Regions from separate parts of the Homo sapiens genome. Here region 1 is linked to region 2. Evidence: read pairs that join two places in POLR2A ChIA-PET (ENCODE). Cell type or tissue: MCF 10A. All regions are shown on one strand. Region 1 has its middle 20 kb from the start of DOCK9-DT. Region 2 has its middle 50 kb from the start of UBAC2-AS1.

Region 1 (8,000 bases), 84 kb before region 2:
ACAAGTTTTTAAATCACAAAACATACACTTATGACCTCCTTGATAAGCACCATAAATAAGAGGAAAACCATTTGGATGTGGCCTGCAAAGTAACCAATTTCCTTCTCATCTCCTGGCTTTTCTTAAAGACACGGAAAGAATGAGGGGCACTTGTCTGCATTCGCTCCCGCAAGCCTTCTACAACAGGATATCGCCATCCGCTGCCTGCTTTTCTGCTTTTTGTTCACTGCTCGTAACAGGAAAACTTGCTTTCCTGCTTTCTCAATACCAAATGGGTTACTCCTGCGAGGGAAAACATCCCTTCAGAATCCACCCCAGGGCTCCACAGAAGGCAAGAGAAACAAAAGCTGCACCATTCTCTCCCCAAATATTCCATTGGCAGGCAGCCCAGGACCGCGCCAGTTCAGTGGTTTAATATCCTGTCTCTTTGGCAGAAAAGGGAGAAAGAATTATGGAGCTGCCAGCCCAGGGTCCCCGAATCTACTCTCTACTACTCTGCGGGTGTTACCATTTGCTGGGCATCCATCATGACACCATCTTTTGAAGAAAGACAAACCAGCCACTGTCAGATAAGGGACCGAATTAGGAAAAGACCCATGTGAAGGTTCACGACTCAGAATACAAGAGGTCCAGGAAAGCCAGCAACAGAAAGAATCACTCTCTATGTCAGAATATTAGAGAAGGATTTAAGAAACAAAAGAAAAGAACCAACAGGAAGGCTTGTGCAGTAAGTCTAGACAGAGGCAAGGTAGAAAAGAACAGGGACAAACGAACGATGAAAAGCAAGCCTGGGTCATACTGAAAGATGTCGTGCTCTATTCATGGCTAGTGAGCCAAAATGACACTGCTGGTGACAGCCCTACGGCCCTACCCAGACTGTGGGGAACCCTTCCCAGCCTAGAAGGCCTCACCGAGCAGAGAATACACACATTCCTACCAAATGCTGGGGCTAGGCCTCACCTGGGTGTGGGTACCCAGGTGTCCAAACACCTTCCTCCACCCTGCGACTCCCACAAGTCACCGGACACCATGTCATCAGGGCTCCCTTTGCCTCGGGTGAGCATCCATATGCCTCCCAACCTGACACCCCTTGGTTTCTGGGGCCCAAACCAACCACTTCAACTGGAACATCCTCCAACTACCATCTTCACATACCTACAACAGGACCTCTCAAACCATGTGTGGTGAGGGTCCTCTTTCTCCTCCAAGCCACTGGGGACCAATACTTTTATAAAATACAAATAATCTTGACAATTACTAATAAATGAAATAAAAAACAAACCCATACAAAATATAAGCCCCAAATTTTTGCTAGATTCAACAGATTTAAAGTTACCCTGTCGATTTGTTAAAAGTTTCTAAACACGAATTCTCAACTTTTTTTTTTTTCCATTCATCTTCAAGCACAACTCATCTTGTCACAGGTCAGTTATAAACAGTTGACACACCAACCTGTCCGCAGGTTTCACGCTGAGGAGCACTCCCTCCCTTCCAACATGAAATGGAGGCTCAACACTTTCATAGCCTCACCTCCTACTATGCTTCTCTATTCTGAAGCCTTCTACTAAGACCTGTAGATCTTCTTCCATTTGAGGTAAACTCTCCTTTATCCTCCACCTTTTTCTCTCATCTTCTCTCTTCACCAGCTAGCTTTCTCCTGACCCTCACAGATGTCCTGGTCAAAGATGTAAATCAAGACTTAGGAATGAGTCACTGGAACAGAGGCAGTAGCTCAACTCTCTGAAAGTGAAAGGAGAACAGCAAGTCCCCATTTTCTATGGGATGGCCACAATAGGAAGCTGAAAGAGAAAATAATGAAACAGAGAGAAGGGTGCAAAGAAAGACTTATCATTATAACTGTTGTCACTATATTGATAAATAACAGGTGGCGGTGACAGTATTTGGATATCAAAGGAAGGTGGAGTTTCAAAGAGAAGAGAGAGATCTATGGTCACATGAAGCAAAGAAATCTAAGAGGAGGAAAACTGAGAACAGTTTTCCATCTATAATTTATCAATCCATGCAGTGACTGAGCTTTTATTTGGAAATATGAAAGAAGTTCACATCTAAAAATGAACCGGGGCCCCCATTGCACATTTATTTTCTCTCACCTGGAAAAAGTAAACGTGCAAAAAGGCATAACAAAATAAATTACCTAACTTTATATCCCCTCTCTAAATAACTATTTATGAGCTTACTATTTTTAAAGGCTTCTTTCATTTTTCCCTTCAAAGGGAAGCATGGAAAGGACATTCCTGAAAACTGATATGAAGTCAAAATGTCAGCTTTGAAGACAGTGGTGGAGAAGACAGCTGGTCGGGGGCCTCATGATTAAGCACACTGATTATGACTGAGTATTTTAAAGAGGACAAGATAAATGGTTTTTAAAGCTGTCTGTTCTACCCTAAACACTCTCTAAAAAATGAAGGCCCCCTAATAGCTCACTGCTAATCCATTCCTCTGCTGGTGGTTTATAAGGGGAGATGAGATTCTCATCTGTCTGCAATGGTTTATCTGAAATTATCTGAAAGCGAAGGACCAGATAAATTCTACACTCTTCTCAAGGCCTGTGTAACGGGCTGGATGTTCTCAGGTTTCTGCATCACCACACTCCCAGCACAGTCACGCACGGCTGAAACCTAAGGCTATAGTTAATGCCTCTTGCTTCTTGACCTCACCTGGCCAGGGAGCTCCAAGCTCACTGTGTGGAGAGAGGAAGGAGGATTATTAATCAAAATTCATTGAATAAATAAATGTCCTAATCTAATCAGGTTCAAATACACATCAGCTTAGTCCCAAAATACTTCTTACACATAACTTACACATTACTTTCTGCCCTCATTACCTGCTGCCTAAATTATGGCAAAAGTCTCCTGAGTAACACCTCAACCCCCAGCTTTCTAATCCCACCCAATCCCCAGCAACTAAGCTCTGACAACACAGTCACTGTATTCCCACAGCAAAGTTCTAATCTTGAGGCCTTCCAGCTCGAAAACCCACAACAAAGCATCAAGTCAACACTCCACAGCCTGGCCTTGTCTGCCTTCCTCACTCCCTGGGTGACCAGAATCTGTGTACCTCTAACCCTCCATACATGACACCAGACGCAACTACTCACTGTTTCCCAAGTACACGCCATGATTTCCTTCCTCAAGGCCTGTGCTCCTACGGGTCCCTCTATCTAGAATAATTTGTATCTCTCACATTTCCTTCATTACCCTTTTTCTGATTCCCTCCACTGGAGGTAATCTCTCTCCTGAGACCTCTTTAACGCTTTACTTATAACTCTCCAATGATACAATCTTCTATTAGGTATACATGAAGCTCATTTTGCAATCTTCTCTCTCCTATTAGTCAGTCGGCAAGATGGGACAGGATCTGTCTCACTCATCCTGATTCCTCAAAGCACCTAGCACAGTGCTTGGCACTCAACAAATGTGTTTGGACTCAACAAATGTGTTCACTTAATTGATGCATGTACGAAATTTAAAATTTATCAGTTCAGATATATGTGGGAAACAGTTTTCAAGCATCTATAAAATACATGTGCATGCTTATTTGTTTGCCAATCAAATAAATACTTGCTCATTTCTTTACCCAGGAGATTAACATGACCCACACACGTCCTGAATGGCATAAGTAAAAAAGATAAAACTAAACAAAGATCAAGGCTAACACAAGTGTACACATCTTTATCTAAGAACCAACTTTAGTACTTTAGCATGTTTCTTGGCACTCAAAAAGTGGTGTTTTTCTAGAAACAATGATCATTAGCCCCACTGCAAATCAGCAGAATGTCACCTTGTTTCCAAAAGCCCCCAAGCTAAGTATTCAGCATCTTTTACAATCACTAAAACCCAAGGAATGGTGCCATGCAAATTTGTGTTCTATGGAGCTTAAAAAAAGACTGAATTTTCTTTTCATGCCCAGTACACACAATCATTTCAGATTATTTTTAATCTAGAACTCCACAAAAACTGGTTTCATTTTCAATTCTAAGGAAAACTGGTTTCATTTTCAATTCTATATCAACTATGATAGACAAAGAACTATAATAGCATACTATGTTACTTAATATAAATTTAATATGTTAATATACTATATTATTTAACAAGCTTAACATGGCTTCTGGAGTTAATTAAGGACATCGTCAAGATCCAACTCCTTGCATATTTTGGGGATCTTTGCACCTATGGAGCGTATTCTAAATTCCAAGAGAAATAAATCTCTTAAATGCCCTGTTTTCCCTAGTTAGCTTAAAAGGAAATTACCTGCATATAGCTACAAAATGCTAATTTTAGGAGTCCTTAGGTTGTCAATAGCTACATTACCATAAAACTAAAAAGCCTCCCATCCCATCTCTCTAGCCTGTTCCTTGGAGTCCTGACCCACAATTCTCACTGCATGTATCTCATTCATGGTAATTTCTTCTGCCACTACCCAGAATCTTTACAAGAGAAATATCCTATCACTACTCCCATGAATAACAGCCATATTAAACATCCGGTTTCTGAATCTTGCAAAAGGAGTGTAATAGATAAGTAGGTCCCAGTATGTTTCTACTACCCAGAAGGCTGACTTCAGTCTTGACACCTTCCTACAAACTCCATCTGCACCGGTCACAACCTTCCTTCTTCCTTCCAGGAGCAAAATAGCCAAGCGGCAGAGGACCCTAAAAGAGGACCTCAACACCAAAGCTCCCTGGGTCCCATCTGTGTTCCTTTGTCCACTCCAGATTCCATGCTCCTTGAGGACAAGGATAGTGTCTTCACCAAATGTTTACCTTTCTTTAGTGTTTGTTGAGTCAATGAATCATGAGTGACAACCTGAGACCTACTCAATACTAAGGTATGAGAGCTTTAAAAACTTCTAACAGCACTGCATTTTTCTCTGCTAACATCATCATCAAGAACTCAAAAATGACTCAAGATCTGCTAAGATCCTCAACTAAAAGAGGACACTGAATCCTCTCCAAATTCCAGGGAAAGATGCCCTGGCCTGAGAATGTGGAAAAAGATCACAAGGGAAGCCTGCAGCAGAGAAGACTGGATTCCATCTGGCCTCTGCCCCTCCTCTCCCAAAGGTCACTGCAGATGGAAGTGAGCTCCAGGTCTGCACCAGGCCAGACTCAAAACCAAATGATTTGGTCAGAAAGGAATCAACTCTGCAGCTTAAATCAACTCCAGGCTGGTCAGTGACTTCTCCATTGTGCAGGTGCCACCCATAGGCACCAGGCCAAGACCATAAAGGAGTAAGTAGTATGGGTAAAATACCATTTTCCTGACATGAAATGCAATGCTCACTGGAATATGCTGATTCTCCCACTGAGTTGCCCAAGAGATGGAGAGGTAGGGCTGCTTCGGGGCCCATTGCCCAGGGTGGAGGATATCCAAGATGCCAAGATTCCACATTGTAAGGACAGAAGCTTTTTTTTTTTTTTTTAAATGTCTAACAACTGAAGCCATGGAAAAAACATCTGTAGTTCCCCCAAATTCTGGGAGCTATTCTGAAACTCTCCCCCATCAAATAGAGTTCCCTAAGCCTACAGAAAGAACCGATCCCCAGTACCCCACATGTGGTTCTCCACAGCCCATAATCTTCAACCCCCCACCTCCTGCCCCAGCATTGATACTCTAGACCAGGATATGGAATCACCAACTGTGACTATCCTCAATTCAAGAAACCCTCATCTGCTATTGGTGATCCCTTTTCTCTCATGCCACCTCTTACACATGAAGGAAATCTCAACACCAATGTGTTTAGTAACTTCGAGGAGAAACCAACACTGTCAGGAATCTCCGCCTCTCTGAGTTTTCAGTGGAGAACTAAGAAAGTCTCTTTAAAAACCTAATACCCTGGCCGGGCGCAGTGGCTCATGCTTGTAATACCAGCACTTTGGGAGCCCCAGGTGGCAGATCACCTGAGGTCAGAAGTTTGAAACCAGCCTGGCCAACATGGAGATAACCCCATCTCTACTAAAAATACAGAAAATTAGCTGGGCACAGTGGTGGGCGCCTGTAATCCCAGGTACTGGGGAGGCTGAAGCAGAATCACTTGAACCCAGGAGGCGGAGCCTGCAGTGAGCCCAGATCGCGCCCTGCACTCCAGCCTGGGCGACAAAGCGAGACTCCATCTCAAAACAAACAAACAAACAAAAAACCCTAATACCTCAATCAGTTTTTCACGAACTCCACAGAAATTAGTTAAGCACATACATCCTTCAGTTTAAAAAAAAAAAATCATTTAACAGCAGTTACTTTCGATCTTTTAGGAAAAAAATAACATAGAAGATTCTTATAAGAATAGCGAAGGAAAATAAAAATGGCAAAATGAACACAGTAAAAGCCTGGGAAGGAAAAAGTTAACCTAAGAGATTAAATATCCTGTAAATTCTAGCTAGTATAATAGTTTACAGATGAACCTACTATACTATAAATATTATGGCACCTCTGCTATCACCATAGGAACTCTGCTTTCTACTTAAGAAAACAGCAATATGTTAGAGTGACAGATTAAATAAGTCCTCTAAACAATCTTAGAAATGCAACTCTTTCTATAATAATACAGTTTGAACCAAATTGTCATTTACAGCTGAATATTTATTTTAGCCAACGCAAAGCAGCCTGAAATGTAAAATGACCTAGATTAACAGAGCTTATTCTACACTAACAAATTTTAGGTTAATAGGCCTAGGGAGGTTTTTTCTCAAGCCACATCATAATTTTAACCAATGTACGTGTAAAACTGTGATATTCTGTCCCTTCAATAACATTGACTACTAAATTAGTTCTTCCTTCATGAATAAGTTACTACTGAGACCTTTTTTAGATTAATTTTCTAAGTTTTGCTTTTTATTTCTTTCTCCCTTTCATCCTAATACCCCTTAAACAGAAATGCAGAACTCCTTTCTTGGCTTGTAGAAACATGAATATCAATTTCACCAACAAACTAGCTTGGGACTAATGAAATATACAAGCACGGAGGAGATCCATGGTGCAAATAGATGTTTCATAGTCTCCTATTATCTGATTACCAATGACACTTGACAACACACAAGTGTAAACAAAGTAATGTAATTATTTTCTATAGTCACTGGAAAATTCACTGGACCAGGAGTTGGCAAACTCGATTTTGTTCTTGTCTTTATAACTAGCTGTAGACCACAAAGGTTTATCCATGGCTGATCTCATCTTCCTCATCTGCAAAATTAGGAAGCTGGACCAGATGACCACCAAAGATGACTTTCATCTCCAAAAGAATATTTCACTTTCATGTCACGCATTTCTATAAACCTAGAGAATTAGTGGTACTTTCCAAAAAATATGTTTAATGATTCAAGTTAATCGCTTAAAAGTTTTCAAGAAACTCCAACTTCAAAATGATATCTTAAAATGTTTTGACACTTTTAGACAATCTCTGCCATCTTGCCAGGAAAAGGGTTAAGGTTAGCCAGGTGACCTTAATTAAGCAAGTCACTTGATTTCTCTGGTCTTTAATTCCTCATCAAGAAACAGAAATAATAAAACTATCCCTGTCTATCTGACCAGATTTTCCAGAGGCCAAAGATAGACTTTTTTTTTCTTTAAAGAACTTTATAAACAGTCAAATGCAAAGTTGCATTGTTTCACAGGGGCATCCCGCCTCTATGAGCATTTAATGCAGGGCTCTTAACTGTTGACAATATTTTTGCTTCCAACATGCATGTGTGTGCCCTCACTTCAGGAACATATTTTACATCACAATGCCCATGTGTACAAGCACTAAGATATACAAGTGTAATTTTCAAGCATACCGATTTGAACATCTTACATGTAGTACAAACTTTCCTTCCAATATTCAATGTATTTGCTTTTTCTTAATAGATTATTACCTATTCACTTAAACAGCTGGGAAATCCTAGAATATATAAAAAACAAATCATATTCCTATCTTTTCATGTGTTTCCTTCCAATATTTTTCTTAAACATGTTTTCACACAATTGTGACCACACGCATTTCTG
Region 2 (8,000 bases):
CTGCTTTTCTGTGGAGAACCACCATCTAGCACTGGGGGGTAGTCTAAAACCTGTGACCTGACCAATGGGGTGCTGGGGCAGGAAGCCCAGCGCCCTCGCCTGGGACGCCCACTCTATGTTGCCGGCTGTGGGACTTGGCCTAGCTCGCCCCTTTTGAGGCTCCCGCGGCTGCTCTGTCCACCTCCCTAGTCCCTTGGTGGCTTCAATAGTGGGCACCCCCTTAGCAAGTCACTCCCACGCCAATCAAATTCTAGGGAATCCACTGCACATACTGGGTGGTTTCAAACCACAGAAATGTATTCTCTCCCAGTTCTACAGGCTTGGAGTCCCGCAGGAAGGTGTACGGCAGGCCAGGCTCCCTCTGAAGGCTCGAGGGGAGAAGCCGTTCCAGGCCTTTCTCTTGCTTCTGGTGTTGCCATCAGTCCTTCTGTTCCTTGGCTTCTAGACGCGTCCCTCCCGCCTCTGCGTCTGTCTTCCCATGGTATTCTTCCTGTGTCCTGATCCCTCTTTTCATAAGGACACCTGCCATCTTGGATTCATGGCCCACCCTAACTCTAATAAGTATGACCTCATCTTAGCTTGATGACATCTGCAAAGACCCTGGTTCCAAATAAGGCCACAGTCACAGGTGCGGGGGCAGGTATTGGCTAGGGCTGGGAGGGGAAAATCTGTTCCAGGTCTCTCTCCCCTTGGCCATCTTCTCTCTATGTCTCTTCACATCGTCTTCCCTCTATGCATGTCTGTCTCTGTGTCCAAATGTCTCCTTTTTATAAGGACACCAGTCATAGTGGATTAGGGCCCACTCTAATGACCTCACTTTAATTTGCCTCTGTAAAGAGTATTTACAAATAAGGTGACATTCTGAGGTATTGGGGGTTCAACATATGAATGGGAGGGCACAATTCAACCCATAACAGCAACCTGAGACATTTTATGTATTAATATTTCATGAAGATCAAGAATATAAACACAAAAAATAGCATGCACTGTATATAACACAGTAGTCATAGTTGCCAATTGTTATTCAAATATCTTAAAATAATTTTTGGTTTTTTTTGAGATGGAGTCTCGTTCTGTCACCCAGGCTGGAGTGCGGTGACACGATCTCGGCTCACTGCAATCTCTGCCTTCTGGGTTCAAGTGATTCTCCTGATTCAGCCTTCCGAGTAGCTGAGACTACAGGCATATGCTACCACACCCAGCTAATTTTTGTATTTTTAGTAGAGACGGGGTTTCACCATGTTGGCCAGGCTGGTCTCAAACTCCTGACCTCAGGTGTCCATCCACCTTGGCCTCCCAAAGTGCTGGAATTACAGGCGTGAGCCACGATGCTTGGCCTAAATATCTTAAAATAATTTTTTAATTTCTCTGAATCATTGGCCATAAAATCAGAAATATTATTACAACTTTATATATGGGACTTATGGATTTTACAACATTTGCACTTTTATTTTCTATAGTTAAGGTTAGATTCTATTTCTGCTACGTACCTGTTTTGAATTGGAAATTATATGCCCTTAAGTATTGTTTTGCAAGAAACAAATGACTCATTAATAACACCATAAATAACCCATACGGTGGGTAAGCATGTGGGCTCTGATGTCAGAGTGCTTAGATGTGCATCCTGGCTCTATAACTTACTAGCTGTGTGGCCTTAAGGTAAGCCCATTAAATTCTGACCTTTCGTTTCTTCATCTTTAATGAAGAGATGAGGGCAGTACTGTTGTTATTACTATTATTATTATTTAGAAACAAGGTCTCTCTCGCTCTGTTGCCCAAGCTGGAGTGCAGTAGCTCGATAATAACTCACTGCAACCTGAATTCCTGGGCTGGAGCAACCTGCCTGCTTCAGCCTCCTGAGTAGCTAAGACTATAGACGTGTACCACCATGACTGGCTAATTTTGAATTTTTTTTAAGAGACAAGGTCTCACTATGTTACCCAGGTTGGCTTCAAACTCTTGGGCTCAAGTGATCCTCTTGCCTCAGCCTCCCAAGGTACTGAAATTACAGGCATCAGCCACTGTGCCTGGGCTAGTACTGTTATTTTGAAGCACTTTGCACAGTGTTTATTCAGAATAAACACCCACCAAATGTTAGCTATTATTTTGTCTGCAGTATTGGTATATATGTATTTGTTTAGTAAGAGATGGAGTCTCGCTCTGTCGCCCAGGCTGGAGTGCAGTGACGTGATATTGGCTCACTGCAACCTCCACCTCCCGGGTTCACGCAGTTCTCTTGCTTCAGTCTCCCGGGTAGCTGGGATTACAGGTGCCCACCACCACACCCGGCTAATTTTGGTATTTTTAGTAGAGACAGGGTTTCTCCATGTTGGCTAGACTTGAAGTATTAGTTTATACACAATAATTCTGAAAAGGAAAAGATGTAATAGAAGTGGAATTTTTACAATCTAAGTAAAACCTCACATTTTCTAGAAAAGTATTACTAATATTTTCCTTTAAAATGACTGCATATAATCAGTTCCTTTCTTTTCTTTTCTTTTTTGAGATGGAGTCCCACTCTCTGGCCCAGGCTGGAGTGCAGTGGTGTGATCTTGGCTCACTGCAAACTCCGCTTCCTGGGTTCAAGTGATTCTCCTGCCTCAGCCTCCTGAGTAGCTGGGATTACAGGTGCACCCCACTACACCTGACTAATTTTTGTACTTTTAATAGAGAGAAGGTTTCACCATGTTGGCCAGGCTGGTCTTGAACTCCTGACCTCAAGTGATCCACCCGCCTCAGCCTCCCATGGTGCTGGAATTACAGGCGTTCAGCCACTGCGCCTGGCCTACCAGTTCTTTTCTCTTTGTCTTAACAGTTTTGTAAAAATAGGTCATTCTTAAATATGGTACAAATTAAAACATCATAAAAGGAAATACAGGAAAAAGTAGATTTCTTCTCCTTTACTCCAAATTCTCACATCACCTTTCCAGAGACAACCACTGTTAAATTTCTTACATATCTTCCCAGAAACAATCTATGCATATGCAAGCGATAGATGTAATGTATGTGTGTACATCCCTACCCACATTTGTATACGATAGCATCTTGTATCTTCTGCATCTTGCTTTTTATAATTTAATGATACCTCTAGAAAATTTATCTTATCCATGCCAAGTAATATTGTTTCATTCTTTTCACTGTTGGATTGTCTACTCTATGGACGTACCAGAATTAACTTACCCAGCCCCTACCAATGGGCATTTGGCTGGTTTCTTTTGTTGCTGCAACGTGCATTTGCATCTTCATGTTCATGTGCAAATATATCTGTAAGACACATTCCTAAATGTAGAACTGCCAAGTCAAAGAGCATATGCCTGTTAAAATTTGGTTGGTGCTTTTTAAATTGCCCTCCAAAGAGAATGAACCAATGGTACCAGGCCCCCTCATCACCATCCAGGCATTTTTACACTTTTTGAATTTTTCCAATTTTCTAAGTGTCAACTGCATCTCATTCAACTTTGAATTTGTATTTTTGTTATTAGAGTGAGACTGAGTATCCTTTCATTTGTTTAGAAAGGCTTGGCTGGGCACAGTGGCTCACACCTATAATCCCCGCACTTTGGGAGGCCGAGGCAGGTGGATCACCTGAGGTCAGGAGTTCAAGATCAGCCTGGCCAACACGGCAAAACCCCGTCTCTACTAAAAATACAAAAATTAGCCAGGTGTGGTGGCAGGAGCCTGTAATCCCAGCCTCTCGGGAGGCTGAGGCAGGAGAATTGCTTGAACCCAGGAGGTGGAGGTTGCAGTGAGCTGAGCTTGCACCACTGCACTCCAGCCTGGGTGACAGAGCGAGACTCAGTCTCAAAAAGCAAACAAATAAACAGAAAACAATGAAATGCTTTATACTTTATTATGAACTATTCAAAATTGGCCCATTTTCTCTTTGAATATTAATTTTTCTAATCATCTTTATTAGCTTTTTTTATACTAAGGAGTCTAACCTTGAGCATGTCTGTTGTGACATTTTTCCTGTTTAATAATTGTTGTTGATTTTGCTATTGTCTTTTTTGTCTGGTAGACATTTTTAATTCTTTTTTTCTTCTTTGGTTAAATGTATTAGTAAGCCAGGAGATCATTGCAGTTCTTTAGGTGGGAGAGTGAGTTGGCTTGGGCTGGAGTGAGGCTGGTGTGTACAGAGAGAAATGGTAGGTTTGAGAATATAGGTATTGTGTTCCTGGAACCAACAAGCTTAGCTGATGTATTAAATATGGCGGTACGGAGAGGGGGGCAGATGAGGTGGGAGAAAGAGAGATTGACTCTGAGGCTTCAGGGCTGAGTAACCATGTGGACAATGATACAACTGACAGATGGGCAAGACTTTAGGAAGAGCCAGTCTCCAACCTGTTTTGGAAACCTGCTTCCACATGCCTGGTTTCATGACACCATACACGTTCGGGTCTTGTCCATTCATTGTCGACTGAGGTTCTTTCCATCAAAGTGAGATGTTGAGTCAGACTATGCATTGAGAGTGTCTGAAACCATCATTACTATGTTGCATATATTCCTAAGTAATGACTTAGAGATCAAGAGCGCTGACATAATGCCTGCCATGTTGTGGCCTCACCCTGTGTCTGCTTTTGATCTCTTCTGGGGACTTCAGCACACCATGCAATAAATGGGGACACACTGACCCACCTCTGTGTCTGGGCCTGAATTAAATAAATTTGTTTAGATTTCCCTGAGCTCACAAGTATTTGATGAATCAAGTACATTTAGCAACCTGGCCTGGCAAGCCAGTAACAAACAAAAACAGACTCGTCTGTGCATGCCCTCAGGGCCATGGTCTGTGAGCACCGTGGGGGAAGGCAGAGGAGAGGGTTGATTTTTTTAAGAGGCTTTGAAAATATAAAATTCCACATGGATGATTAATACTTCTATGCAGCATAATGGGTGTTGGCAACCAATGTGAAGAAATTCTTGTTGAAAGAGAAAAGACGATGTTATGGAATAATCTCCTCTGGGAACTAAAGCCACTTACAAGGAAATATTTGAAAGTCTATTTTAATTCCTATCTTATTCATGTCTTCCTTTGACAGTAAGTGAAGTGCATAGCACTATGGGACATGTCTAAAATCAGCTGCTAACTATTCATTTGGCTCAACTGCTGAGGCCAATGATCAATTCCTTGTGCTATATTGTATTGCCTGGAACCTAGTTGTGCTCATGTGTATTGTATTGTATTGTATTGTATTGTATTGTATTGTATTGTATTGTATTGTATTGTATTGTATTGATCTATTTGCTTATTTCTGTAGAGCTGGAGTCTTACCACTTTGCCCAAGCTTGTCTCAAACTCCTGGGCTCAAGCAATCCTCCCACCTCAGCCTCTGAAAGTTCTGAGGTTACAGGCATGAGTCACTGCACCGGGCCATGTCTATTTTATTCTTGACACATGGCCATATTTGCAGTGAGATTAAGTATGGGAGTAGCCATGTGACTCAGCAGAGTGAGGAGACCAGAGCAGCAAGACCTACCCAAGGTGGACAGAGCAAGTGGTCCCCTGCAGGTGCAGCGTTGTCTTGGTGGCTTCTAAGACTTTCTTTCCCTGGGCTGAACGGTCACATCACTGGCATTATTCTCCGGCATGACAGTGTTATATCTTGATGGCTACTGTTCAAATGCTTTCTTTTAAACTAGAAGTTAAAAAGACCTGTTAAATCACAATATCCACATAAATGGACTGGCTAGAGTTGACTCACCTTACCAAACAGGTGTATAGGACTCTAAAGGGGCCCAGGAGACATATAGAACCGCTAACTGCCAGTTCCAGGTGGGGAATTCTAGCCAGCAAAGTGGGAAGTGCACAGGGCCTCGCCAGACTCAAGGGCCCCAAGGAGAGGGCCCATGACTACTTTGTCCATCCAGATACCCTTGCCAGTTAAAGCCATATGTGGAACACACCAGTGGCCATTCTTGAAGCCTTTGTTGATGAAGGAACATGTGAACTGGCTACAGGGAGGGGAATCAGGCTCCATAAAGAGGCAGGGATGCAAGGGGCTGCTTGACATCAGCTCCCCTATCCCAAATCTTCCCTGAGACCCAGCTCAGGCACAGTGATAGCTCCTGAGAAGATGAAAACAAACAAAAAGACATATTCTGCAAACAATTTTTTGTTTAATTTTTTAAAATTTAAAACATCAGGAAAAAATCATGTGCAAGAAAAAAACTATTATAACAGTCTTAAAAAAATTTTTTTTTACTTTCAGAGATAAGATATATACACACAGCAATACACACCAATCTCAACTGAACAGCTCTATGAAAATTATTTCAAGTGACTCTGCATGCTTTCTTACTTGCTTCCTAAACTTTATAAAATTTCAAGTGAAACACTTGACTTGCTTTGTCCAAGAGAATGTGCTGGAAGTGACACTCTGGGACTTCTGAGGACAGGTCACAATATGCCTTGCAGCTTCTGCCTGGGAATCTTGGATCCCTTGCCCTTGGAATGCTCCCTCTGTGAGCCCAGATATCAGGCTGTGAAAGCTGCAAGGTGAGGTTGAGTGGGAGTGCTGTGAGGCACAGACCCAGCGGAGCTTCCAGCCAATAGCCAACTTCAATGCACATCATGAGAGTGAGCACCCATGGGTATTCAGCCCCGCCAAGTCTTCAGAGGACTGAAGCCCCAGTTGACATTTCATTGCGACTGCATGACAGACCCCAAGGGAGAACTTCCCAACTGAGCCCAGCCAACCCACAGGACTGTGGGTGGCTTGGTATATAGGAAGAGATAATGGAACTGCCTGCCATTCTGGGTGAAATCAGGGTCAGGAAAAATAAAATCAACAAACATATATTGAGCGTAAGACTCTGGAAGATACAAAGAGTATGTATATAGTTGAGATGGGGGGAAGGGACATTTATATAAGAGAGTAACAGAAGGTTCAAGGTAGCACATGACTCCTAAATACAGGTGTGCAGGGGGCAAAAAGATCAGCGAAGTCTAGAAAGTCTCTTTGGAGAGGAGAGATTTGAAATGAGAATGAAAAGCTAGGGGAGTAGACTCAGGCAGAGAGGAAGCATGAGGCATAGGTTCAGGCATGGTTTTGGAAAAGGGCCTAAGTTGAAAGATCAAAGAGATCAACTTGGCTGGAACACAGAATTTGCAAACTCATGTAGAGGATGATAAAGTTGGATGGACCTTGAATAACAAGGAAAACTGCTTTTCAAGAGAAAGGTTAGGGCAAGAGTTTTAGATTGAAGGCTGTCTGTGCTTAAGTGAGGGTAAGGCCATGGAGGAGAAGGTCTCTGAAGAAATGAGCTTCAAAATAACTTTGTAGGAAGAATATAATCATTTAAACCCATCACTTCTTTTTTATAAAATCCAGTTTCCTCAAAAGCAACTCCACACTGAATAGCAGGAAAAAGGGGGGCCATGCAAAAAGGGACCCGCTCAAAATTCTCACTATTAAAGAGGACAGTTGCAATCATGAGCAGTTCCACCCCAACAAAGGAGAAATGTGGGGATCAAAAGCAATCTAATTGGGCTGGGTGTGGTGGCTCATGCCTGTAATCCCAGCACTTTGGGAGGCCAAGACAAGTGGATCACCTGAGGTCAGCAGTTCGAGACCAGGCTGGCCAACACAGTGTAACCCTGTCTCTACTAAAAATACAAAAATTAGCAGGGTGTGGTCGCACACGCTTGTAGTCCCAGGTACTCAGGAGGCTGAGGCAAGAGAATCGCTTGAACCCAGGAGGCAGAGGTTGCAGTGAGCCGAGGTCACGCCACTGCACTCCAGCCTGGGTGACAGAGTGAGACTTGATCTCAAAAACAAAACAACACAACAACAACAACAACAACAACAAAATGCCAAAAGGAATCTAATTGAAGCTGAGGCCACTGATACCAGAGGGTAAGGACAGGGCCATTGCAGATATCTCAGTTACTCTTGAAGTCAGTTTCAGGAAGGGGCCACATCCTCTTTAGCCAAATACTCTAGGCTTAGGGTTTTGCAAAGTCATCATAGGGTAGGTGCTCTGAAAGCAGACGCTGCGATGGA

The links. ChIA-PET counts read pairs that join two places held together with the same protein. Peaks named below come from ENCODE experiments on the same cell type or tissue, not always from the same donor. Only the 100,000 strongest peaks of a DNase experiment are listed, where the experiment ranks them.
Region 1: POLR2A ChIA-PET joins it to region 2 with 14 read pairs; 4 of 35 experiments call an interaction of 5 or more read pairs at or near these places.

What each region holds. Positions count from the first base shown.
Region 1 is chr13:99,062,445-99,070,444 of GRCh38, forward strand. It overlaps a transcript of DOCK9 not described here. Among named protein-coding and RNA genes, the nearest start is that of DOCK9-DT, 20 kb to the right of the region's middle. RefSeq lists an enhancer at 4,319-5,518. In MCF 10A, no CTCF peak of the experiment used is centred here; DNase peaks (open chromatin) are centred at 357 and 3,377.
Region 2 is chr13:99,146,331-99,154,330 of GRCh38, forward strand. No RefSeq gene overlaps it. Among named protein-coding and RNA genes, the nearest start is that of UBAC2-AS1, 50 kb to the right of the region's middle. RefSeq lists silencers at 5,271-5,320, 5,331-5,400, an enhancer at 5,707-5,876 and a cis regulatory region at 5,792. In MCF 10A, no CTCF peak of the experiment used is centred here; DNase peaks (open chromatin) are centred at 4,411, 4,771 and 5,371.